Regions from separate parts of the Homo sapiens genome. Here region 2 is linked to region 1. The links are chromatin loops, found by intact Hi-C in ENCODE. Cell type or tissue: dorsolateral prefrontal cortex. All regions are shown on one strand. Region 1 overlaps CADM2 (cell adhesion molecule 2). Region 2 overlaps CADM2 (cell adhesion molecule 2).

Region 1 (2,500 bases):
TAGCTATACATCTAGAGTACATATCTCTTATTTTTCAAATTAGAGGACTCTATCAGTGCGTTGAGAAATTTCTCCTCTACCTCAGTCTAGGGGGTTCTCATAAAATTGTCAGTAGAGCACTTTAGCAAACTCTCTGGTCACAGCAGGAGGCACCTGGTTGTGACCTAGCTAATCCCAGAACCCCATCCCTTTCTCCAAAAAGACCCATTACTCAAGCTGATTACCCTTATTGAGAGTAGATAGACTATAGGAGAGTGAGTCACCTTTTTCTTTTTAAAATTGCCCTCTTTAAAAATATTTAGGCATGTAATAGTTAGTGGCCCCTCCTTCCCCATCAGTGCAAGCCTGAGAAAGAAATTAAGATGGTGACTAGTAGAGAGAGATGAGTCTGAATTAGCTACCATATCAATGAGACTACTCTTATAATTTTCATTTATGTGTATCCGTAAGTTCCTTTTTTGCTTACTCTATTTTCAATTAGAATCTTCAATGAAAATGCATGAACTTACCAAAAATATACTCTTTAAAATGATTGGGCTGGGCGCAGTGGCTCACGCCTGTAATCCCAGCACTTTGGTAGGCCAAGGTGGGTGGATCACAAGGTCAGGAGATCCAGACCATCCTAGCTAACATGGTGAAACCCCATCTCTACTAAAAATACAAAAGATTAGCCTTGCGTGGTGGCGGGCATCTGTACTCCCAGCTACACGGGAAGCTGAGGCAGGAGAATGGCGTGAACCCTGGAGGCGAAGCTTGCAGTGAGCCGAGATGGCACCACTGCACTCCAGCCTGGGCGACAGAGCGAGACTCCGTCTCAAAAACAAAACATAAAAAATAAAATAAAATAAAATAAATGATTGAAATAGTAGCTTGTTATCTAACAGTATGCTAAATTTTTATGTAAAATAAAGAAGATAGGATTATAGAACATGGCTTAATGATTATATGTGAAGACTAGGTTCTTTCACAAAAAGTATGTTTTGAGATGACACTTGCATGATAGTATGATGTCAAACTGTTGGGTGGGAAAAAGGAAGGGGAACTGTGTATAGGAATATATTACAGATAGATTTTAAAAGAGCATGCAAAAATATGTAAAAATAAGAATTTTCAGGAAACTGCAAATTATTCAGCATAGAATGAGTATGTACTGAAGATGACACCTACGTGTAGACAGAAGTGAAAATACTAAGCGCTCAAGACTTCTCTAACCTTTTTGAACCTCAGTGCCCTCATTCATAACAGAGGTAATAATAGTATTTTTCCTAGAGGGTTTTGTGAATTTTAGCACAATCCATGGAAACTGTCTAGCCAAAAGTTCACTCCATAAATGATTTTGCATTTCTATATAGTGAATCATGTGACACCTCTTAGTATAACTACCAGATTGTCAACTTTGTTTTAACATAATTTATTTATTATAAAAATTAGTTATGTAAACATTAAATTTATGTCTTCAATAAAAAGTTATTTTCTTAGAGAAAATCATCTCTGCTTTAGAAGCAGTTGCCTTGCCTGAAAGAGGTAGGCAAGGCTGCCATCTAGTGGCAGTACCTTAGAACTGCGGACATATGGTCCTCAAAGCTGAGAAAGCATTCAAATTCAAATCACACAAAGTGATCTCATTTGAGAACAAAGAACATCCGACGATTGCTGGATACATCAAATTTGTATTCCTGCTGTGCATTTTATGACAAAATCCTGAATCTGACAATTTAAAAAAAATGAGTTTAAAGCAGTGCTTCCCAAAGTCACCTTAAAAATGTTGAGATTCCATGACAATGTTTACACACACATATGGAGGCACAAACATACTCATACACAAATATTAGTATAAAGTAACTAGATTTTCTCTCTTGGAAGTGTTGTTTCCTTTTATAAAATCATAGCGATAGTGCATTCTGACTCTTTTTATTTATTCATTTGGAGTTAATGTTATAATTTTTCAAATTGCAGGGCCAGCAGTCGTATTTCAAATCTCAAATTTTTGACCAAAATTATACATTTCTCCCCTAACCAAAAGTTTGAGAAAATCTGGTTTGAAGGAGTCATCTACTCTTAAAACTATTACTACAGCTCTCCGATAACTATTAACCTAGACTATACCACCCTCCCTTTTATTCTCTATTCATGTGAATAATATCCCCTATTGTATTCTATAATAGTCTTCTATTGTTTACCCAGAGCCACCAAGAAGAGACAGCAACAAATAGAACACAAATGGGGACAAGATCTTATTGTTGGCTGACTAAAATGACCATTGTGACAAAATTCTCCTGGATGTCAAGTCCGGAAAAATATTTGTCACTACTAATGAACTGGCAAACCTTCTATATAGACAATGAAATCTATGTACCCCATCTGAGTCTTTATCCGTTGATTCTCTATTTTTTTTCTTACAAAGGGTTTTCCAGTTTACATTGTGCATTCACCATTCATAAATTACTTTCAACTTGAAGCTTCTTTCAGTTGCATTTAAGGATGCTATGATTTGAACGTG
Region 2 (2,500 bases), 220 kb before region 1:
AACAGGATCTAAGGCAACCCTGAAGTGATATTCATAACAAAGCACTCTTTCCTTAGATCAAGACTACTGATACTTTCTCTGATTATTTTTATTCCAGGCCAATGTCAGCATATATATATATATATATATATATATATATTTTTTTTTTTGGTGGAGGGGAGAAGACAAAGAAAAGGGAGGCTAGGATTCTCAACTCTACTAATAGTAAGCAAGTTGAGAAAACAATGTTTCATTAACTTTGTGTCTGCAGCCTTGTCCATACTGCCTTGCATATTTTAAATGCTGCAAAAAATGTAACCCAAGATCTGTGAACACCAACATTTTCTTTTAAAATTAAACTAAATTACTATATTTAAACATAAATAGTATTCTATCAGGCAGATTATCAAATCTGTTTAAAAATCATACAATTAACTCTCCATTAAAGCATTCAAAATCATTTTTTCCACAATGCCATTGTATTCAGGGCTTCTGATAATATAATAATGATACAATATATAAAATTAAGCTGAAAATGTGAATTTTCACGTATACAAAGATAAATACAAAATAATTTTTTTCATTTTGGAAAATATCAAATAGAATGTCTTTGAATTTCTAGAATACAAGAGACTTCAATACATAAGCAGATTAAGTATTATGGTTTTTTACTAAAGATAGCATTGAAAACCATTAGCAAGCAGGACATAAAAAGCTTATATGTATTTCTCACAAAGCTTAGGACTTATAATACCAGTGAAACATCTACTATTGTTAGCTAATAACACAAAAATATAAAATAAGTTTTTAAAGTATATGTTCTATCCTATCAAAAAATAGCATCTCAGATGAAATCAACATTTAAAAATAGCTATAGACAAATATAAGTAAAAACATAAAAGCTGACTTACACAAATCAAATTTGGCTCACCAGGTCAGAATTTTCTTTCTTATTTTTGGATTCATGTATCTAATTGCTGGTTGGTCATTACAACTTCTATAACATATGGATAGTTAAAAGTTAATATAACAAAAATGAGTTAATCAGTTTCCTTCTAAACTGGCCTCTCCTGAATATTTATTGTTTAGTGCCATCGTTTAGAGTAAGGTAAATCTGTTTCACTTCCTCTCACAAATTCAATGAATCAAATTAATCACCAGGTCCTGTTGATTTTGCCTCCTAATTTTTCACGTATTTGTTTCCAATTCTGACACCCTTATTGCCACTGCCCTGGTCCGAATCCTCTTTACATTTTATTGAAGCATCACAAGAGTGTTGTTACAAACTGGTGTTCTTAATTCTGAACTTGTTTCCTCAGTACCGTTGTGTATCTATTGTAGGTCTCACTGAGCCACTCCCTGGTTCAAAGTCATTCTGCAGCTACAGGGAACCATCAGCAGTGTGGCATCCTTCACATGCTAGTTCTCATTCCTTGCCTTTGCTCATGCTGCCACCTGCAGGTTTACTTCCCGCTACCCCAGCATACAGTCTATCATTTACAATTCTGCATTTAGTCTACTCTTTCTTGTCTGGACCATCAGAAAAAACGTGTGTCATAGCCATCTTTTATCCCAAGGGACTAGCATAGAATCTTGTTTGTAGTAGGTACTACTCAAAGATAAACTTAGACACATTAAAATTTTAAAGGGTTTATTTGAGCATTGAACGATTCATGAATTGGGAGCACAAGACTGCAAGCAGTTTAGCAGTGCTTGGTGGGGGCAGAGGCAGCAGCGAGAGAGGAACTTTTTAAATAATATTTTCATGGAAACAAGACAAAGGAAACATATTTCACTGGTCAGAGTGAAAAGTCCCTAGAAATTGGTTGGCAGTTTCTGATTGGTACACAGTCTCTAGTTTCTTTTTATTGTTTGCATTGGGCTTTGGAAAACTCAGGGGCTGCCTTAGCCTAATGGTCTCCAAATAAAATTGTTTTTAACAGTACTAAATAATTATTAAATGAGTTATCTGATCCATAATTGGCAAGCATGGTGATGGGCCTGTCATTTTAAGGATAACACTGGAAGCTTGAGCAAATAATCTCCCAAATTAAGTGGTTCAACAAAATAGAAGCTTTTTTCTTCACTCCCTGATAGCCCAACATGAGCCTTGCATGTGAGAGGGTGGCTTTCTGCCATCTAGGATCTAAGTTCCTTTCCTCTTGCAGCATTATCATTGCAAAGCGTCCTGAAATCTGCTTCTGGTCAGCAGAGGAATGGGAGAAAATCGAGACCAGTCCACTTCTTAAAAATCCCACATTAGCAAGAATTAGTCACAATGCCATGTCTGGATGTAAGTGGAACAAAGGGATATAGTCAATTTCTGAGAAGCTACTTCCACAAAAATTTCCTTTGTGTTAGTCTGTGGATAGATGGCCATCTCGACCACATGACTTAAGGAAGCAAGACATATGTATTGTATTTCAAAGGAAGCTAACATTTTCTGAATGTGTTGATAAAGAGTGGATTTCAGTTATTTGCAAAAGGACCTTTGGTAGAACAATGTATTACCAACAGCTCT

Evidence for each region. A loop is a pair of places that touch in the nucleus more often than their neighbours do. Peaks named below come from ENCODE experiments on the same cell type or tissue, not always from the same donor. Only the 100,000 strongest peaks of a DNase experiment are listed, where the experiment ranks them.
Region 2: it touches region 1 in a loop (3-fold over the local background); 13 of 110 quality-filtered maps call a loop at or near these places.

What each region holds. Positions count from the first base shown.
Region 1 is chr3:85,574,735-85,577,234 of GRCh38, forward strand. All of the region lies in intron 1 of CADM2 (cell adhesion molecule 2), which reads left to right. Among named protein-coding and RNA genes, the nearest start is that of MIR5688, 190 kb to the left of the region's middle. RefSeq lists an enhancer at 1,354-1,930. In dorsolateral prefrontal cortex, CTCF peaks have their summits at 1,527 (motif pointing left) and 1,735; a DNase peak (open chromatin) is centred at 1,547; H3K4me3 peaks cover 676 bases; H3K27ac peaks cover 945 bases.
Region 2 is chr3:85,359,529-85,362,028 of GRCh38, forward strand. All of the region lies in intron 1 of CADM2 (cell adhesion molecule 2), which reads left to right. Among named protein-coding and RNA genes, the nearest start is that of MIR5688, 25 kb to the right of the region's middle. In dorsolateral prefrontal cortex, CTCF peaks have their summits at 1,435 (motif pointing left) and 1,644; a DNase peak (open chromatin) is centred at 1,413.